Linked DNA regions of Homo sapiens: region 2 is linked to region 1. A link is a loop called in an ENCODE intact Hi-C map of the cell type or tissue named here. Cell type or tissue: CD4-positive, alpha-beta T cell. All regions are shown on one strand. Links, peaks and the distances in the headings refer to the core of each region. The heading gives the core; the rest is flanking DNA. Region 1 has its middle 140 kb from the start of ERVE-5. Region 2 has its middle 8.1 kb from the start of POP4.

Region 1 (10,984 bases), core at 985-8,984:
TTGGGAGGCCAAGGCGGGTGGATCACCTGAGGTCAGGAGTTTGAGACCAGCCTGGCCAACATGGTGAAACCCTGTCTCTACTAAAAATACAAAAATGTGCTGGGCGTAGTGGTGCGTGCCCGTAATCCAGCTACTCAGGAGGCTGAGGCACAAGAAACGCTTGAACCCGGGAGGCGGAGGTTGCAGTGAGCTGAGATCACGCCACTGCACTCCAGCCTGGGCAACAAGAGTGAAACTCTTTCTGCAAAAACAAAACAAAACAGGACAAAAAGAAACACACAAAGTGACACTGCCAGAAGGCCAGGGGACTGGGCAGAGTAACAAGGGAAAGAGAGATGAAAGATGGGGTGGGAAGGCATAGGGAATGAGTAGGGGCTTTCCTTGGGGTCCAAAGACCCCACCAAGGGGTCCACAAATAGAATTCGGTGAGTCTGTGAAGGTGGATAAAAAGTGATTCTTTCTGTTTTTTTTTTGTTTTGTTTTGTTTTTTTGTTTTGAGACAGAGTCTCTCTCTGTTGCCCAGGCTGGAGTGCAGTGGCGTGATCTCGGCTCACTACAAGCTCCGCCTCCCGGATTCATGCCATTCTCCTGCCTCAGCCTCCTGAGTAGCTGGGACTACAGGCATCTGCCTCCACGCCTGGCTAATTTTTTTGTATTTTTAGTAGAGACGGGGTTTCACCATGTGAGCCAGGATGGTCTCAATCTCCTGACCTTGTGATCTGCCCGCCTCGGCCTTCCAAAGTGCTGGGATTACTGTGCCTGGCCAAAAGTTATTCTTTTGTGTTCACCAACCTCGAGCTGAAATTGAGCATGTCCCTAATAGTATTATTAGTACCTGGGACCTTGTCATCAATATAAGCCATAGAGGCCTCCATTTCACAGCACGGTTTTTGCAGATATCATGCTGTGTCATTTATACTGATCACAACGTTGGAATTATGATGCTTATCAGACCTGCTGCTATAATGTATTACTAGAAAAGCAAATCTGTTATTATATTACATTTTAATGTTAATAAGTATATTTCAATATAATTGATTTTGTTAATTCTGTGTATTTTACTACATGCATTTAAAAAATTGTTCAGAAACGGGGTCCACTGGCTTTGCCCAAAGGCATCTATGGTACAACAGAACTAAGGACCCCCAGCTAAAGCTCCCTGGAGGAGCTTGCAGTCTGGAGGAGAAGGCAATCTGGGGCCAGAATGAGCTGAACTATGAATGGGGCAGTGCCAGGGGCTCTGGAAGACCAAGGAGGCAATCCTTGCGCCACCTGGGATGGGTGTCAGTCATGTCCACAACGATGGTTAGAGGCATCTTCTCAGAGTGCATCCCACCCTGCCACCAGCCAAAGGCAGGCACAGCACAGGGAAGGCCACCAAGTCAGGCCCTGCCCAGCTGCTGTGACCTGGTCTGCTTCACCCCAGGAGGGGTGAGAGCAGCCTTCCCCAACCCTCTGCATCCCATCACCATGGAGACCAGGGCGCAGTCTAGCCAGAGGGAAGACAGTACTCTGTCCTTGTTATTTACTTACTCATATTCTCCCTCCTTCTCTTGTTCATTTACTCTCTCTCTCCTCTCTCATTCCCACTTTCTCTCCTCTTTGATTTTTTTCTCTGCCTCTTTTCCCCCTCTCTCTTCCCCTCGCCAACTTCCTCTCATCTCTATTCACTTCTGTGTTTTTCCTCTGCATTTATTCCACAATCCTTCACTTCTAACCTGCCACAGAGCCCCGAAGCATGAGGAACTGGGTGGGAACCCACAAATCTGATAGTCAAGGCTTCTCTCTGCCCTATTTTTAAGGTGGGAAAACAGGCCCGGAGAGTGGAGAACCACACCCTGTCTCTAGATGTGCCTAGCACATCCTAGTCCTAGCCCTGTGCTTTGGCCCCTGTGCCTGGAGAGGGTCTCAGCATGGCACGGGCCTCAAAGGCAGAGCTGGAAGGGCCTTGGCTTGCCTCCTCCTGGCAGCCCTCAGCAGTGTCTATGGGGTGGGGGGGTAAGCACCCTCTTCCTCATGCAGAATCCCTGCCTTGCCCACAGTAGAGCTGGTTCCCAAGCAGAAGAGCAGCAAACTGAATCCAAAGGCAGGGACCTTTGGAAGGCATTCTCTCCTCAGTGGAAATGAGCCTCTCTCTCTGCTCCACCTGCCTCCCCAGCACCTGCCCTGGGAAATAGAACCCCATCATCAGGGGAATGACAAAGAAGGAATGACGGGGTCCCTTGCCAACCTGCTGAGCTTGGCAAGGACCTCACAGCCTCTTCTTCCAGAAAAGACAATGACAGCAGGGAGGGGGAATGAGGTGACACTAATTCCTGTGGAGCCTGCCTGGGATGGGGAGGGCCAGGGCTGGGGGGTGACTTCCCAGGGTGAAGCTGGTGCCCCCAGCCCGACCCTCCCTCCCTCCTCTGTGCTTCTGAAGCGTTTTGCGCACTGGCTCGTCAGCACTGCAGCACTATCTGGTAGCTGCCAATTTACTTTATTATGACTTGTTGGAGCACGAGGCCTGGGAAAGCCCAGGCACTTGGTAAATTTCAGTTGAGGAAAGTGAAACTCAGTGAGCTTTAACACAAATATAAATGACTGTTGAAACATTTCTAAAGTTACAGAGTGAAGGGAGAAAGTGGCATAATTCATATCACACACCAAAGCATATGTCTAAACTGCTTTCTTTCCCTCCCAAGTCAGGAGAGGAGCAACGAAACGGGCAAATGGAATGTCAAAGTGTCTCCCCATTCGTGGCTGCCGGAAGGTGGCTGAGCATGATGGGCCAATCTTCATGAGATCACATAAGTGAGTCTCTGGCCAGGCCAGAGGGAAGTAACAGCCAAGAGCCCTGATGAATTAAAAAAATATATATATATATATATAAATATATAAATATAAATATATATAAATATAAATATATATATATATATATATATGAAGATTTGAATGGGGGCCCAAAGAGAAGGGGCCCTAACATGGGAGAGTGGAGGAACAGTGGGAGGGTTGAGGGGCCACCAAGCAGGAGCACTGGGGCTGCACAAAGACCTCTTCCAGCACTCCTCATGATGGGATCCCCCTGTCTCTCCAAAGCCCTCAGAGAAAGCGTATTTTGGGGTGAGCCACTGTCCATGGGAAGCAGGCGAAAGCCCACAGAGCACGTGTCTGAGCTGTGGCTGGAGTCAGAGGTGGGGCTGAGAGGATGCAGGGCAGGCACAGGAGGTGCTGGACAAGAATGTGTAAGTTATGAGTCAAAATGACTGGAACACTCTCCTGGCTCACTGCACCACCTCCTCCACTGCTCATGGGTTGAATGAGATGGGATCCCCCAGGAGAGGCCAGAGCCCCTGGGGCCCAGGTGCAGCTGAGGGGAAGGGGGCATCCAGCAGGCTTCCCTGACCAGCTGTCCATCTAGGCCCCTGGCCCTGCTGGCAGAGCTGGCTGCAGCCTGATGCCAGACTGGGTGAGGACATTATGCTAAGTGAGGTAAGTCAGGCACAGGAAATACTGCATGATCTCATTGAGATGTGGAGTCGACTGAGGTGTGGAGTCTGAAAAAGAAGAAGAAGAAGAGGAGGAGGAGGAAGAAGAGGAGGAAGAAAAAAAGAAGAGGAAGAAGTAGTAGAAGAAGAAGAACAAGAAGGAGAAGGAGAGAAGAAGGAAGAAGGAAGAAACAAGAATGAAGGAAGAAGGAAGAAACAGAATAGAAGAAAAGTGGCTCCCAGGGGTAGGGAAGGCAAGGAAATGGTGGGGAGATGTAGGTTAAAGAGTGCAAACTTGCAGTTATGTAGGATGAATAAGTCTGGGGATCTAATGTACAGCAAGAGGACTACACTTACTAATATTGTAGAGTATATTGAAAATTTACTGAAAGAGTTGATTTTAGGTGCTGTTAGTGTGTACACACTCAAGGAAACTATAGAAGGAGATGGATATGTTAAATTGGTCATCTGTAAATAATCACTTCACTATAAATATGTATATCAAAACATCTTGTTGTGCATCTTAAATTTACACAATTGAAAAAAAAAAAAGGCTGCCAGACCAAGACTCAGGGCCACTGCATTCCACCAGGGGGTGCTGTTTGACATCTGCCAACACCTTTCACAGCCTCCTCCGCCAAATATTTCAGAAACCAATTTCCAATAAAGCAAACACCCTACTCACCTGGCTGCAGAGTTGGAAAATATCTTGTTTCGTTGCAAATGAGTTTTACCATCTCCTCAGAGCTCTGAACTTAGCCATCATGCACAGTCTCTTAGTTGGGTCAGTGTCCCGGGATGGAATTTCCTGACCTTGTCACCGGTTCTTGGATCCACACCTTAGAGCAATTCATTACTGTTGGAACTGCCTGCATCTGGTTCTGGCCTCTCCTCTCAATTAAGGGAGAAACAAGACAGGAGGGAGGGCTGCAGGAAGCTGCTGTGCTGTGAGAAGCAGGTGCCCTTGGATGGCTTCTGCAAACTCCCCAGGTCCCAGTTTTCTCATTGGTGAAGAAACCAGAATGGGCAGACCAATAGCCTTACAGGCTTGCTCAGTGGCTATCCTGACAAAACAAAAGACCAAAACACAGGTTAGGAGGTGTTACCTAAAATGTACAGGAGGCCATTGATTTGGGCGGAGTTCCTGGCTGTGCATCTGGCCTGCGGTCACCCAGTACTCCGGGCTCTGACACACAGGCGGCAGCTCCTCCCTATGAAAGTGCCACCCAGGTTGGACATGTTTTTAAAAGCTGATCGTTAATGAGCTGGAAAGGAAAGGAATAGAAGCCATTATGATCACTCTAAGAAAGCATCTCTGATTCATGGATCATTTACTATTGATTATTGAAACCAATGCCATCGTGCACGCCCTGTGGCTGGTTTTAAAACCTCTATATCGTGGAGTTTGGGATTTATTTGGAAGCACTATAATAAGCAGCACATGACAATTACTTCCCTCAGTATTCCCTGTAATCAAGATAAATTATCCTGCTATTGATGTAAATGGGATATGAAAATCTATAGAGTCCTCCTGAGGAGAATAAACCCTACATTATGCTCACCTCATTTAACAGCAAAACCATTTTGGGGTCAATCAAAAATACATTCCCCCAAACTTTTATTGCCATCCATCCTTAGTCACCTCCAGAAACAATTAGCAAACAATACCAGTGAGGAAGCACTCAGCCTAGGGGCGCCTGTACTGCTGTTATTATATTCGCCTTATAGAGCCTCCATGTCCACAGACCTAGGGCATCCTTTGACACTCACAGGTGTCTTATCATAAATGTATTTACATAGGACACATATGTATTTAAAATTTGTTTTCCCCATTGCTAAACAACCTCTTATGAAAATTCAAAGTACGATTAATTATATATGAATTTTTTTATAAACAACAAATGGCCAGGCACAGTGGCTCACACCTCTAATCCCAGCACTTTGAGAGGCTGAGGCAGGTGGATCACCTGAGGTCAGGAGTTTGAGACCAGCCTGGCCAACATGGTGAAACCTCGTCTCTACTAAAAATACAAAGATTAACCAGGCATGATGGCTCATGCCTGTAGTCCCAGCTACTTGGGAGGCTGAGGCAGGAAGAATCGCTTGAACCTGGGAGGTGGAGGATGCAGTGAGATGAGGTTGTGCTATTGCACTCCAGCCTGGGTGACAGAGAGAGACTCCATCTCAAAAAAATAAAAATAAAAATATATAAACTCAATTTGCATTACTTCTCCTTCTCTGATTTTTGTCTCTTCTTTTCCATCAAGTGCTTGCCTTTTGAGCCAGCTTTCTGTGGCTGCTTTTCTTCTGCCAGAAAAGGTGCTGCCCTGAGCAGCTCTGTACTCTCTCTTTCTTTGATTTTCTCTGTTTTTCCTGTCCCTGAAACCCCATACTTTATTCATTCAGTGGGGATGCCACAGCCTTCTTTCCTAGGAATTCCTTTCAGTGCAGAACGCTTCTGGCAGTCTCAACTTCTTTTACGCACCTAACCTCTCTTTCTGAATTTGTTATTTAATATATTGTCCTTTTATTCAGCATCTTTACTATAAAACCTTCTTCTTTATAGCAAGACAAGCATAAAATCCTCTCTAAGCCATGTCTTTTCAAGCTATTTTATCTCAGTCTTAATTCTCCTAATCTCACCTGTTTAAATGAGGAGAGAGAAAAAGGAAGAGGAGGAGGAGGAAGATGAAGAGAAGGAGGGGAGAAGGAGGGGAGAAGGAGGAGAAAGACTCACAGTGACAATGATTTGACTATCACTGGATGTTAGGATTATGAGTGATTTATTTTACGGTCTTTATTTTTTCAGCATTTTGCAGACTGTCTGCAATGAACATGTACACTTTATTCCAGTTGCCCTAAAAAGCTGAGCCTACGACAAAAGCTTACAGGCTAAAGCTTTGTTGGAGGTGCAATCCCAAAGAAAGAAGCAGGAATGAGGAAGAAAGAGGGGCAGAGAAAAAGCAAAAACAAATACTGAGCAGTGCAATTCCAAGCCGGTCACAGTCTCACAACAAAACATAGCTGACTGCTCAGTCACTTAGGACCTCACCAGAGAGGCCACAAGGAGCTGTGAGCCACAGTCAGCCAAGGAGGGTCAGGAGGCACTGGCTGTCTCAGCCTCTCCTGGGCAAAGTCTGCACTGACTCCCCACACTGGCAGACCACGTGGCTCCACAGGAAAAGCCGGGCTGCAGGGGACCTGACCCAGCCATGCCCAGGTGCACCGTTCCTCCTGTCACTTAGCACCACACGTGGGGGCTCTTGGTCTGCAGAGCTGGTGGCAGCAGCGGAGGCAGTCAGGGCTCCTGGAACACAGACAGCTGAGCTATTGCTAGAGCTGCTCTGGCTGGAGGCAAGGCAAGTCTGCTGATCAAATGCTTTTATAGCTAAGAAAATAAGAATAGCTTGTTTTAAAATATTAGATTCCATTATAAAGTCTTGATCCTTTTAGCCTCAGCTTGCTGTAGGCTCATTCAAACCTTTTTATATCCCAGATCTACACTGGACACAGTCCTTTAAGACAGAGTCATAAACCACAAAGCCCACGGGGCCAGGCCAGGAACACGCACAGGAAAGTGAGCTGAGTGGAGGCTGCGGAAGTGCCGGCTGGGTGGAGGCGGAGCGCACACACCTCTAAGTCACGACTGCCTGGCTTCGGCCCACGGCTGTTACACCTTTTGACTTTGTTCCAAAATATTTTAAAATTGAAATTCACGACTTCTCTAAACGTGAGAAATCTCATTTTTCACTGTTGACAAGTGGACTTTTTTTCCCCAATATTTTGAGCTAAACAAAACATGTCAGCTCTCCACAGACAGTTTTTATTTGTCCACAAGCTTGTGACGTCTGCTAATAAAAAGACTATGGAAAACACTTCATTTTCCCAACCTCTGCATTGCCTCACATGATAGCTCATGTTTTCATGAAGGTTCCATGTGTAAGACACTGAGTGTTACACATGGAGTTCCTCATGTCGTTTTGGAGCAGCACTGTTACATAGGTAATATTATTAGTCCCATTTTATAGATGAGAAAACTGAGCCTCTGGAAGCTTAAGCATCTTGCTCAAGATCATTCGGATGGTGCATCGCTGGTGTGGACTTTGCACACCTTCAGGGGCCAGGCCTCCGTTGACTTTTCCACTGAAGATGTGCCCACACGTGTTAACCTCTCTGAAACTCACAACCCTGTCTAATTGCAGGCTGCTTGGCTATCACTATTCCGCCGATAAGGAACTTGAGACTCAGGGATGTAAAGTGACCCTCCAGAGGTTCCAAGCGTAAGAGGGGAGGCAGAATTCAAAGGCAGGCATGTGTGACTCCAGGCCCAGGAAGCCCCAGCCTGGGGATCCCCAGCCTGCTGAATTCACAGAGCTTCAGAGCGGTCCTGGGTGCTGGAGGCAGAACAGATGGAGATGGGCCCAGTACTCATGCTGGAGAAAGTCCTCTGGACACAACTTGCCAGTCTCATGCAGGTTTCCCTGGGGCACTCACTAAAAACAAGATTGGTTCTTCTGACATACCCTGAAGGTAGCCACTGCCAGGCAGCCTTCCCCAACTTATTTCCCCAGTGGCTTCATTTCCCAGCTTCCACACCCACCACTAACAGCCTTCCCCTCTGAGAACTAGACTCACTGAAAGCGCGGACTGCGTTTTAAGTGGCTGTGACTCCCCAGGGCTCATTTTACCTAACAAAGGAAGAGATAATCTGTGACACTGTGATATAATAAGAAATAGACATATATACATATATTTTTTAACCCCATGCCTCTTGCTTCTGGCACAGAGCTCTTAAGACCTTTGTAATTTCCTGAGCCATTGACTATCTAACACAGAGCTCCTAAATCCCTTGGAATTTCCTAGGTAACAGGAGTCTCTTTGGTTCTTATGAAGTGACTCTTGGTGGGCTCCTGGGTGGCCTCAGGATGGGGGCTGGTTGGCAGGGGAACCAACCATGTGATTAGGGGGTTGGAAGTTTCAGCCCCACTCCTTGATTTCTGGGAAGAGGATAGGAGGTGAAGGTTGAGTTGATCACCAGTGGCCAGTTGATTTAGTCAATCAGGCTTTTGGGCTGGATGTAGTGGCACACACTTGTAATTCTAGCACTTTGGGAAGCTGAGTGGGGAGGGCAGGATCCCTTGAGCTCAGGGGTCCAAGACCAGCCTGGACAACATAGTGAGACCCATGTCTCTACAAAAAAAATTTTTAAATAGCCAGATATGGTGATGTGGTGGTTCTAGCTACTGGGAAGGCCGAGCAGAGGGATCAACTGCTTGAGCCCAGAAGGTTGAGGCTGCAGTGAGCCATGACTGCACCACTGTACTCCAGCCTGGGGCACAGAGTGAGACACTGTCTCAAAAAAACCCCCAAATTATGCTTTTGTAATGAAGCCCTCCAAAAAATCCAAAAAGACAGTTTGGAAAGCTTCTGGTTGCTGTATGTGTGGAAGGTCCTTGAAGGGGGCACTGAAGCCCCCTGCCCTCCACACATCCTTGGCTGTATGCGACCCACCACCTGGTTGTTCATCTGCATTCTTCACCATATCCATTATTAATATAATAAACTGGTAAATGTAAGTGTTTCCTTGAGTTTTGGGAGCCATGCTAGCAAACTGTGGAACCCCAGTTAAAGCCAGTTGATCTAAAGTGTAGGTGATAACCTACTACCTGCAATTCTCGTCCAAAGTGGGGCAGTCATGTGGCACTGAGCCCTCATCCTGTGGGATCTGCCCTAACTTCAAGTAGATAGTGGCAGAATTGACTTGTAGGACATGCGGTTGGGATCCACTGAAAAAAAGTGTGGGAAAAGCCCACATATTTGCTGTGAAGTTTGGCTGAGTGGTTGTGGGAATAAAGAAAACACAATTTTATTGTCATCATCAAACTCATCAATTAGTAACATTTCTTAGCTTTTAAAACCCTTTGAAAGGCTGATAAAAGCTGTTGGTTCTCCCCTCAAAATAAGCACTTATTAAACCCAGTGCTCCATCTGATTTCGGAGACGTCCTGTGCCGCCTGAAGCCCATCCCTGCACTGAGGTTGAGAACTCCTGATGCAGTCGTGGTCCTTCTTCATCGATAAGTCACTTCCGGCCCACAGGCTTGTCCTCAGATCACTCATGAGTTTCTGGCAGGCCAAGGATTCCTGCTTCCTAAAGTTTATTTAGAGTTCATGGTAGACACAGACTAAAAACCTACTCAAACTGGCCTCAGAAAAGGGGAAGGGAGACATAGTTTCAGTGTGGAATGATGGAAAAGCTCTGGAAGTGGACGGTGGTGACAGCTGCATGACAACGTGAATGCACTTAAAGCTACTGGATTGTATGCATTAAAATAGTAAAAGTGGTAAATTTTGTGTTGCATATATATTACCACAATAAAAAAAATTCAAAAAGGTAAAATAAAAGGAAGAGTACATTTTAGGGGCTGGAGAGTACACCAGGGAAGCTGCTGGCTGCTGGACCTCAGGAGGTAACGAGAACATTGTCACACTAACCCCTGCCCCTCCCCTGTGGCTTCTCCCTGTCCACTCTTCCAGCTTAGGCCCACATCACAGCTCTCATGCTTTTATTCCCCTCCAGCAAGAGAAATATTTCCTCAGGCTGGGAGGCCACAGCTCATACCAAGACACAAACTCATTGGAGGAGGAATCTGATTGCTCCAAATTGGAGCTAACAATCCTGTCTTGGCAGCAGGCAAGAATCTGTTAATATAATCATGGCCACCAGAGAAGTGCCATCACAGGGGGAGGCAGAAGAAAGCAGTGTGGATGCACATCACAGAAACGAAGCCATGAGACGCACCAGAAGGCTACACGCAGAGCAGCACAGATAGAGCTGAACCGTCTATTACCGAGTAGAAAGAGGAAGAAACAGAAGATCTAGGTGGGAGCTTCTCCAGCTTGAATCACAGAGGAAATCACTAAGGGACCCTCTTAAAATGCAGGGACTGCTTCCACAGATCAGAAGCAGGGCCTAGGACTCTGCATTTCTAACAAGCTCCAGGCGAGGCTGCTGGGGCACACACCACACTTTGAGTAGCCAGGCTTTAGAGCCCAAGCTCAGCTTTTGTGTAAATCAAAAATGCATGCCGGAAGCAGCTCTACCTAGTTTACAAGGATGCATGCATTCTCCAGCACATTACCAAACACAAGATGAGAAGCAGGGAAGAGGTGAGGGTGTGGAAGTGCAATGAGAATACGGGAAAGAGAAATCTACAAAATGGGAGAGGGATCTTGCCCCATCGGCCAGTGAGAGCACGCTGAGAGCTGAGGGTGTGATTAACGTGACTCGTACCCACAGTCCACAGAAGGAGAAGGAAGGGCTCTCATGCGATGGAGCAACTTCCTGGACCCTGCTGGCTTGGCAGGTTTCCTGGGCCAGCCCCACCGGCTTCCTTAAGGGACATTTGAAATGGTGACTTAGCTTTCACCTATAAGCAGATGGCTTGGTGAGGGTGGTGAGATTTAAAATCCACTGCCCCTGAACTTCCCACACACTTCCCACACACAACTGCATTC
Region 2 (10,984 bases), core at 996-8,995, 1.1 Mb after region 1:
CTTGAGGGCAGGAGTTCAGGTGAAACCCCATATCTACTAAAAATACAAAAATTAGCCAGGCGTGATGGCAGGTGCCTATAATCCCAGCTACTCACGAGGCTGAGGCAGGAGAATTGCTTCAACACAGGAGGAGGAGGTTACAGTGAGCCGAGATCACACCATTGTACTCCAGCCTGGGCGACAGAGTGAGACTCCATTGGAGGGACATTTGTTGGATTTTTTCTTTTTTTCAAAATGTGCAGAAATCTGTTAAGGATAAAGTTAAATTTCTCTGACCTTTTTTTCTGAGCAGGAATTGAGTGAGGAGTCTACAGGTTAGAAAGAGGAGAAACCTGGTGTGCCTAAGAGAAACTAGAGAAGGAGAGCCCGAGACTCAGGGCCCAGGGCCACTGCCTGGAGGGCTTGGCCAAACTTGCCTCTCAGCTATAGCTGACAGCCTCCTAGTCTAGATCATCACCTTCCTCTGCGGACATGGGGGTCTGAACCTCCCTGGAAAATGTCTTAGGAAGCTCAGGAGGCCACAATAAAATACCACAGACAGGGGGCTTAAGCAACAGAAGTTTATCTTCTCACAGTCCTGGAGGCTGGAAGTTCAAGATCAGGGAGCCGATGGCCATTGTGTCCTCCACGGCAGAGAGAGCAAGCACACACTTTGCTGTCTCTTTTTTTTTTTTTTTTTTTTTGAGATGGAGCCTCACTCTGTTGCCCAGGCTAGAGTGCAGTGGCATGATCTTGGCTCACTGCAGCCTCTGCCTCCTGGATTCAAGTGATTCTCCTGCCTCAGACTCCCACGTAGCTGGGACTACAGATGCCTGCCACCACGCCCAGCTAATTTTTGTATTTTTAGTAGAGACAGGGTTTCACCATGTTGGCCAGGCTGATCTCGAACTCCTGACCTCAAGTGATCCACCTGCCTCAGCCTCCCAAAGTGCTGGGATTACAGGCATGAGCCATCACACTGGCTCTGCTGTCTCTTCTTAAAAGGACACTACTCTCATCATGAGGGTCCCACCCTCATGACCTCATCTCAACCTAATCATCTCCCAAAGACCCCATTTCCAAACACCACCACATTAAGGACTAGGGCTTCAACATAGGAATTTGGGGAAGGGGCACATTTCAGCCCATGGCGGGCTGTCCTGATGCCTAAAAGCTCCCAGGACACTCACACCTACTGACTTATCCCACAGCCCCAAGGGACTCCTTACGTCCTCAAGCCAAGGGGAACCTCCAGCACCGGCAGGCTCAGCCTCCTGCCGCTGGGTGGGGAATGGCAGCATTATTGAGAGTGCATGAAAAATCGCAAGGAGGCAGAAGCCCACCTCACCTCTTCCCTCAAGCACCCAGTGCACCCTGAGGGTCAAATTGGTGACATCATCTGAACACATTCCCTTTTGAGCTCATCTAAACCTAATGTCTTACCTTTTTGGTCCCACTACAAATAACACCTGGTTATTACAACAATAATTTCTGCTGGAAAATCCCCTACCCTGTTGCAGTCAAACGGGCAATTGGAAAACGAAAATGTTAGGGTGCCCTAGACCCAGGAGTCATAGATATTCTTCCAAGACAATCAACATCAGACAAATGTGGTAAAGAGGTGAGTTGTCACGGGTACGGGATCTCCCCAACTTAGTGTCTGATAATCTAGAAGTTTCAGCAAAAACCTGCTCCTAGAAAAGCTGCCAGAGCAATGGCCATGCTGGACTAGAGTCCGTGATTCCAGCTGGACCCACTGTCTGTGGCGGCCACTCCTCGTCTGAAGGGCATTGTCTTGGGTCAATGCGGCAAACTCCACAGCAGAGGCGTTGACACCTGAGAATCCTACAGCCCAGCGAGTGAGGCTGTTCCGATCCACTCTTCCTGGCCAGCTGTCAAAACACTCTGCACCTGCTCTCGGACCATAACAAGTATTACTCATGAAGGTGACAGTTCCTCAGGCCCACAGTAATAAAGACACACACACACACACACACACACACACACACACACACACACACACAGGCATTTAAAAAAATGCAATAGGTCAACAACACTCAATCTAAAACCCTAGGGGCTGGGCACGGTAGCTCACGCCTCTAATCCCAGCACTTTGGGAGGCTGAGGTGAGTGGATCACTTGAGGTCATGAGTTCAAGACTAGCCTGGCCAACATGGCTAAACCCCGCCTCTACTAAAAATACAAAATTAGCCAGACATGGTGGTTCATGCCTGTAGTCCCAGCTACCCAGGAGGCTAAGGCATGAGAATTGCTTGAACCCAGGAGGGGGAGGCTGCAGTGAGCCGAGATCACACCACTGCACACCAGACTGGATAACAAAGCAAGACTCCATCTCAAAAGTAAATAAATAAGTAAATAAATACATACAAATAAAAAATAAAACCCTGGAAGCCTTTGCCGTTGGATTATTTCTGCCTCTCTCTATATTTGATATAGTCAATTTCCATCTTTCAATTTAAAGTTTTCTCACAGTGGTGATAAAATATTGGGTTTGGGAAAGAAAATGCCTGCTGCAGGGGAAGAAGGAGGAGGCTGTTCTCTGGAGCACAAGGAGCCGAGGCTGCTCAAAGTTCTGCTGTGTCATTTTTCCTCCTCATTGCCGCCCAGTGAGCATCAAGCATCACTGGTATTAGGGGATAGGAACGGCTTTTAAACCTCTGTCTTCAGGGCCCGTCTGCCAGGTGCAGTTTCTGGCTTCATGTGTTGAGTAGGTTGGTCAAATCAAATCTCCTGGACCCCCTCCGAGGATGTGGTTGCCCTGGGCCCTACACAGTGATACATCACACAGCTTCATCCCTTCCAATTAGCGCCCGGTACGCGAATTGATGTACTGAGAATTAACATCATTGATCTTCATCCAAGAATATGGCCAACAAGGCATAATTTTTTTCTGATCAATGTTGCTGATCAATGACCTAATATAAAAAAAGGAAAAAAGGAAGGGCATCCCCAGGCATCAGGGTGGATTGATGCGCCTCTATGCATGCAGTTCCAATAGACCTCAGGGCCTGTTCTCTGCTGGGGATTCACATTAATAACAGACAGTCTTTCAAGCACAATGAGAAACTTGTGCTCCATGCTTCCAAGGAAATCCCATGTTTCTCCAAGAGAGAGGGGAAATCAGGCACCTCCTATGGCAACCAGCCTCGGGGCAGACAGAACTCAGTGCCTGCCACAGCTAGGTAAGGCCCGGTGGCCCACTTTATAGAAGTGGCAGGAACCAGTGGGCTCCCCACGTCCACCCCCTCTAGGCCACTGTCTTTGTGCCACAGTTTATTGGGATCCTCTGTGGGAGGTGGACCAGGGAATAATAAGGAAAGAAAACAATTTACTTCTCCCCAGTTATATCCAACCGAGGTAAGTCAAGCTCTCTGGGAGTCTGTCCACGGCAGAGGAAATTCTAGCTCCAGGTTTCCAGTGTGAAGGCAAAAGGGTGAAATTGTCCACGTGTTACCAATCTCAAGTCTCCCTGCTTTTTATCTCCTCCCAGGGCTCCTACTGCCCCCACCCCCTGCCCCCAGCGCGACTCCATTAGTCATGCCTCAGCTGCCCAGCAAGAGGCTCACCTTGTCACACTGCAGGGTTTATTTATTACCCACGCTGGGGGTATTTGCATTTCAAAATAAAACCCTGCAGAAAGCAATGGCTCCATCTAAAAGAATGACTCTCCATTGTTTGAATGTCAAGCACTGTGGTTCACTGGAGCAGGGCCTCCCAGCTTGGTACACCGTTGGGGTTGGGGGACCAGCATTTATGATACCCTGGAATGACACTGCTTAGGAAGCCACCTTTTTGGTGCCTTTCAGTTGATTTCAGGCAGTCATTCATGCACTGTTTCTCGAACACTGTCTGTGCATCTGCCCGGCACCCACACTACGGATGCACGATGGTGACAGGCAGCACTGTGACAACAGCATGGCAGAGTTTACCATTCCTGCCGTCCCCTCTGCTTTTGGCCTCTCCTCCACAATTACTTGCTTTTCCTTGATAAGGAGGAGGGAAAATTGCAATCTAGTCTCCTAACCCAGATGTCACCAACAAATATCACCAGATAGTCACTAACCTCAAAAAATGAGGCTTAATTGGTGGCAATTTTGCTAAGTAACTTCAGTTCCTTTTGTCTCAGTTTCTACCTTTATATGGAAAAGGACACTTGTCACATGAAATTCATGAGCTCATGTCTATACCTCACTGCCCAGTGTTGTATTATTTACTCTGCGGTATGAGTGTCTCTTTCCATTGTAATAACAAGGTCACTGGGCAGAAAATCACTTCATAGAGAAAGGGGTAAAGGACACCTCCAAAAGAAAAAAAAAAAAAAAAAGACAGGAGTGGAAATCAATCCCTCACCTTCCTCAAAGCAGCCCTGTCTCGTAACTGCCACAATCTAGCTGTGAATCCTGCCATCTGGAAGCACCCCCACACCCTCCTTCCGCCTCGCTGACACACCATCAATTTCCAAATGTAACCGACAATCCCACCTCTTCCCCAGGGTCTCGTAATTTCTCTCTCCTTTTGCCCTCTATCTTATTTAAACCACTTGACTCTGTCCTGCCTATTCTGGAGGTGTTGATCAAAAACCAGTTACATTGTTTATAGAGAAATGCCCTCAGCTTCTGGATGTCTGCAGTTTCTAGTCACAACGGCTGTGATTCTTTGAAGTGGCCAGTAAACCAGATTTTTGACAGGTGTGGAGGGAAATAATTCCCAGACTGAGGAAAGAAGCTGCAAGCCGTTGTCTCATTCCTTGTGTTAGAATGCCATCAAGTGACAGACCAGAGAACACCGCTGCAAACCTTGAGCACCTTTTATGTCTAATATTCCAAGACCTCCCTGGGAGAGAAAATATGTAAACCAATAAATATAAATGCCAAAATAACCCGTCACGGTCCAAATGGCCAAATTAGTATTAAAGGCAGTTCTTGTCCAGGTGTCAAGAAGCCTTATTTATTTGTTTATTTATTTATTTATTTATTTAGATCAAGTCTCACTCTGTTGCCCAGGCTGGAGTGCAGTGGCACGATCTCAGCTCACTGCAACTTCTGCCCCCCAGGGTCAAGCAATTCTCATGCCTCAGTCTCCCGAGTAGCTGGAATAACAGGCGAGCACTGCCACACCCGGCTAATTTTTGTATTTCTAGTAGAAACAGGGTTTCACCATATTGGCCAGGCTGGTCTCGAACTCCTGACCTCAAGTGATCTGCCCGCCTCGGCCTCCAAAGTGCTGGGATTACAGGCGTGAGCCCCTGCACCCGCTCAGAGTTCCTTACATTCTTGAATAGAATATAAGATGGTAGAAACCTAACAATCTGAGAATTATAACCCAATTTTCAGTATTGCAATGCTGGGTCATGTTTTACCATTTGGTTCCCGATGGGAAGAAGCCAGGGGCAACCCTCAAAGCCACCAGTGCTCCAAAAGGAAAGGCCAACGGGGGCCGCCAGGTGGGTGCTAAAGCTGTATCCTCCATCCAGAGGCTCACGGCTTCTGGGGATCCTCAAGAAGCCTAAAGACCCAAGAGAAACAGGGGAACTTCCTCAAGCTCACAAAGAGAGCAGCTGCACCCCAGCCCCGGCCCCTGCTGCTCTGCAGATAAGTGCCAGGTATGAAATGAGGGCCGGTCCTCGGAATTGTGCATTGACAGGCAGGGTTGAAGCCTCAGGAATGAGGTAATGGTAAATGCCTGCACACACAGATTTAACATTTTTCATTTTTTTTCCCCTCTTAGAGACAAGGCTCACTCTGTCATCCAGGCTAGAGTGCAGTGGCTTAATCATAGCTCAATGCAGCCCCGAACTCCTGGGCTCAAGCGACCCTCCCGTCTCAGCCTTCTGAGTGGCCGGGACCACAGAACTAGTGATAGCATGGAGAAGATGGAAATGACACTGTGTCCAGACCAGAAAGGGGGCATTCTACAAGCTGACAATCTCCATGTCCCAGCACTTCAGACAGCTGAAGCCCCTGAAGCCTCAGACAGCTGAGGGCTCCTGGCAGTGAAGCAGCCTTCAGGCCCCAGAGCACCCAGAGAGCTTCTCCCAGGGTCCCTCTCTCTCTAGCACCAGTGGTACCTGGGCTGCAGGGAGGTTGGTAGGGGTCCCCAGGGATTCCTTCATGTGATAAGCTAGACACGGGGCCCCAAAGAGGCTTCAGGGCTTGAGGAAGATAAATATTTATCAGATCATTACAAAGGAAGAGTGTGGCTGGGCAAGGTGGCTCACGCCTATAATCCCAATACTTTGGGAGGCCCAGGCAGGCAGGTCACTTGAAGTCAAGAGTTTGAGACCAGCCGGGACAACATAGTGAAGCCCTATCTCTACTAAAAGTACAAAAATTAGCAGAGTGTGATGGCGCATGCCTGTAGTCCCAGCTATTCGGGAGGCTGAGGCAGAAGAATCGCTAGATCCCAGGAGGCAGAGGTTGCAGTGAGCTGAGATGGCATCACTGCACTCCAGGCTGGGTGATGGAGCAAGACTGTCTCAAAAAAAAAAAAAAAGCTAAAAACAAAAAACAAAAAACAAAAAAAAAAACATAGGAAGAGGGTATATGGTCTGGGGAAGTATTCTCAGTAGTTACAAAAGTGTTAAGTCGGCCTGGGTGCAGTGGCTGATGCCTGTAATCCCAGCACTTTGGGAGGCCAAGGTGGGAGGATTGCTTGAGGCCAGGAGTTCAAGACCAGCCTGGACAACGTAGTGAGACCCCCAATTTTACAAAAATGTTTTTAATTACCCAGGCGTGATGACATGCACTTATGGTCCCAGCCACTCAGGAGGCTGAGGCGGGAGGATTGCTTGAGCCCAGGAGTTCGAGGCTATTGTAAGCTATGATCAAGCCACTGCACTCTAGCCTAGGAAACAGAGCAAGACCCTGTCTCTAAGGAAAAAAAATTTGTTAAATCGGAACATGCAGGTATTTACCATCACAGGGAACATTGAAAGTATTTTTTAGCTTTGAATTTCCATGCCTCTGCTGAAAATTCCTCATCTGCTCACCTGTTTGACCCATCTTTCCCTCTAAGTTTGTTAATCTATTTATAATAGTATTTTAAAGGCCTCGTCTTCCAGTTCAGCGTCTGGGTCACCTACGCTTCTGCTCTAGTGACTTTCTTTCCATGATTGTGGGTCACAGTGTCCTGTTTCTGTGGGTGTCGTATACACTGTTTTTTATATTTCAAGCTGGATGTTGTATATTAAAGAACAGCAGAGACTGGAGAAGACCAAAGGGTCTTTCCATCTCCCAGAAAAGGCACCCCTTTTCCTTTCAGGAAGCTTTGCTGAGGGGTTGACCTCTGCACAGAATCAGGTTTAAATAGCTTCAGATCCCCTCTGGCTTCAAATCATTTTCGTTTTTTGAGACAGGGTCACACTCTGTTGCCCAGGCTGGAGTGCAGTTGCAATCATAGCTCACTGTAGCCTTGACCTTGACCTCCTGGGCTCAAGCAGTACTCCTACCTCAGCCTCCAGAGCAACTGGGACTACAAGTGTGTGCCACCACGCCTGGCTAATTTTTTATTTTGTTAATTTTTTTGTAGAGATGGAGTCTCACATGTTGCCCAGGCTGGTCTCAAACTCCTGGCCTCAAGTGACCCTCCCACCTCAGCCTCCAGAAGTGCTGGGATTACAAACGTGAGCCACTGCTCCCAGCCTGGCTTCAAATATCTTGAAGGGGAGGTGTGTCCCCTGCCCGCAGCATGGCTTTGGGATTCAGGCACCACAAAGCCAGATCTCTGTGCTTCCCTGCTGTGCCCCAATTCCAGTTTGGGTGATTTTACATCAGGTCCTTTCTCTCTTACTTTCCCATATTTTGACCTAAACAGACTTATACGAATATAAACACATAGCCCCTAGGTCTGGAGTCAATGGCTGCTTTCCCAGAGTTAAGCACAGGTCAAAATAGGTGGCAGGAGGTGCTAGCTACATGCACACACTCCCATGCAGCCTGCAGTGACTTTCTGCAAACCCTTCAAGTGTCTCAGCAAACCTGAGAAATGCAGTGAAGAAGCTCTCTTAGGACACAGAGAGCCCTACGTTTATCCAGACAGACACTCCATTAGCCGAAACTATGCTTTCCTCAGTGCAATCAGCTCACAGAGTAACACCGGGCCAGGGAGCTGGAAGAAATCTATAGTTGCATTTTATACATTTGGGATCAAGCTAGCCTTAAAGAGTGACTTTTGGAGGCTGAAAGACTAGAAAACTTGGATTTCAGAGACTGATATGTGACCAGACACACGAAGTTTTAAGAGTCCCCGCTGTCAGAATTCCAAATGGTTAGTCTTAAACTGACTTAGGGCGCAGCGCTGCCTCTTTACAAAGAGCTGATACGCTGTCTTCCGGCAAGCACCAGTTCTTTGATTCTTGTAGACAAAGTGCCTATCACCCAGCAGGAGAGGGTTTGACCAGCAGAAGTGTCCAGTGTTAGCGCTGGCACCTTACCGCCTATCTCTGTGGCACTATTAGGCCTGAGGAATGATTGAGGGCTGATGTCGCTGTGCCCAGGCTCTCCACCACCACCCTCACCAGCCCTCCTCGTCAATACACAACGTCTGGATCAAGGGCATAGCAGAGCCAGGGGAGCATGTAATCTTGAGCCTCAGGGACTGTTCTGTCCTAGTGAGGACACAGATAATGATGGCTACCATCTCTCAAGCTGTATTACCTGTGCCAGGCCCTGTTTAAACATGCATCATCTTGCTGAGTGCTCCAGGCCACCCTGGGAAGAAGGTGCTGTTAGCAACCCATGTTATAGACAAGGCCTTCCTGTAGAAAAAGCATACAGGCCTCATCCCTCTCAAATGTACCTGATATAGATACCCAAAAAGCAAGAAAAAAACTGTGTATATTTATATACACACACAAATACACACAAACAGATGTGCATACATGTACATATATATACTGACTTCATTGACTTGGTGGATTAAAATTTTCACTGACAATGAAGGCTTCCATGTTCTTATTGCAGGTTTGCTGGTATTCAGGATCATGACCTTTCAGCGGTAAAAAAAAAAAAAAAAAAAACCTACTAGAGGCCAGGTACGGTGGCTCAGGACTGTAATCCCAGCACTTTGGGAGGCCGAGGCGGGTGGATCACTTGAGGTCAGGAGTTCAAGACCAGCCTGGCCAACATAGTGAAACCCTGTCTCTACTAATAGCAAAATTATAGCCGGGCGTGGTGGCAAGCACCTGTAACCCCAGCTACTCAGGAGGCTGAAGCAGAAGAATCCCTTGAACCTGGGAGGCAGAGGCTGCAATGAGCCAAGATCGCACCACTGCACTCCAGCCTCGGCAACAGAGTAAGACTCCATCTCAAAAAAAAAAAAAAAAAAAAAAAAAAAAAAAAAAACTAGAAATAATGTTTTTCTTTAATCCGAAAGTGGAGGAGAGGGGATACACAAAAAAATACTTCTCCACTATATTGTCAGAGGCTATTAGATAAATGGTTTCTGTAAATTTAGTTGTGTTTATTTACAGAAGTCCTAATTTTCGTGGATACCCACTTACTTAATAGTTGAGGCTTAATCTTTTTGAGCTTACATATGAGATTTTTCTTGAATACTCAGAATAGCAGCCTGAATGTCTCAGAGCAACAATCAAAAGGAACCTGTACAAATACAACAAAGTGTGAATTGTAGAATCAAAAAGCATATGGGTGTTCACTGTTTAAATGTTTCCATTATTCTGTATATTTGAAGTTTTTCATAATAAATTGCTGGAGGTCGGAGGGGAGTCACCTGCAATGATTCCATCAAACATTGACTTCTCGTGGAACTTTCACAAAGCCACTACTGGGAAAACACATGTGTATCCATGTTTGAAAGTTTATCATTTATAGCTATAAAAAAGAAAAAAATTAAAGTCTTTTCACCAAATGCAATTTAGAAAAGAGAAACAAAAGGAAAAATCTCCCATAACTTCACTTACCCGGTTATACAAACTTTTAGTATATTCATGTAACTATTGTGTATATATTTGGCTTTATTAGTTTGTAACCTTTTTAAAAATTGTATGTAATTTGTTTAATGGCTGCATGGTAATCCATCATGTTATAGAAATGTGTTAGCAGTGGCAGAGAACCGAGTTACCCCAAGTAACTGGAGACGAATCCGTACGCGTTCGCAGCAACTTCAATCTTTGCCTTGTCAAAAGAAAGAATTTGACTGAGGGGCAAAAAGCAGAAAGAGACCAAGGCAAGTTTCAGAGCAGGAGTGGAAGTTTATTAAAAAGCTTTAGGCCGGGCATGATGGCTCACACCTGTAATCCCAGCACTTTGGGAGGCCGAGGCGGGTGGATCACAAGGTCAGGAATTCGAGACCAGCCTGACCAACATGGTGAAACCCCATCTCTACTAAAAATACAAAAATTAGCTGGGTATGGTGGTGTGTGTCTCTAATCCCAGCTACTTGGGAGGCTGAGGCAGGAGAATCGCTTGAACCTGGGAGGTGGAGGTTGCAGTGAGCCAAGATCGTGCCACTGCACTCCAGCCTAGGAGATAGAGCAAGACTCCGTCTCGGAAAAAAAAAAAAAAAAAAGCAAAGCTTTTGAACAGTAAGGAAAGGAAAGAAAAGGAAAGTATTATACAAGTTGGAAGGACAAGCAGGCAACTTGAGAAACCAAGAGCGCAGCCTGACCCCTTGACTTGGGGTTTTACACGTTGGCCTACTTCCAGGATCTACTTCCAGGATCTTACATTACTTCTCCCCACTCCTGAGATCTTACAGGAAGCTGCTGATCAGTTTCAGGTGTTTTCTATCTGTTAGGCGGCTGCCTGTTCCCTAGCGCCAGCTGTGGCCAATTACTTTAGAGAAACAGTTAACAACCACCTGACCATCACCTGATGGTGGCCCAACACCCCTGGTGTGTGTAGCGGGGAGCCTTCTCCTGCCCTGCTCATACCTGACTACCTACCTACTGTAACAAATGTGCCATACCTAGGAACAGTTTATAAAAACAGATTACTGGGACCCACCTTATAAAAACAGATTATTG

The links. Peaks named below come from ENCODE experiments on the same cell type or tissue, not always from the same donor. Only the 100,000 strongest peaks of a DNase experiment are listed, where the experiment ranks them.
Region 2: a loop joins it to region 1, with 20 times the contacts of the local background. A loop is called at or near these places in 4 of 110 quality-filtered maps.

Annotation. Positions count from the first base shown.
Region 1 is chr19:28,462,250-28,473,233 of GRCh38, forward strand. It overlaps the pseudogene LOC100420587. Among named protein-coding and RNA genes, the nearest start is that of ERVE-5, 140 kb to the right of the region's middle. In CD4-positive, alpha-beta T cell, for the core only: a CTCF peak has its summit at 4,023 (motif pointing right); a DNase peak (open chromatin) is centred at 4,072.
Region 2 is chr19:29,592,686-29,603,669 of GRCh38, forward strand. No RefSeq gene overlaps it. Among named protein-coding and RNA genes, the nearest start is that of POP4, 8.1 kb to the right of the region's middle. RefSeq lists enhancers at 3,274-3,774, 3,775-4,275. In CD4-positive, alpha-beta T cell, for the core only: CTCF peaks have their summits at 4,754 and 4,974; no DNase peak of the experiment used is centred there; H3K27me3 peaks cover 318 bases.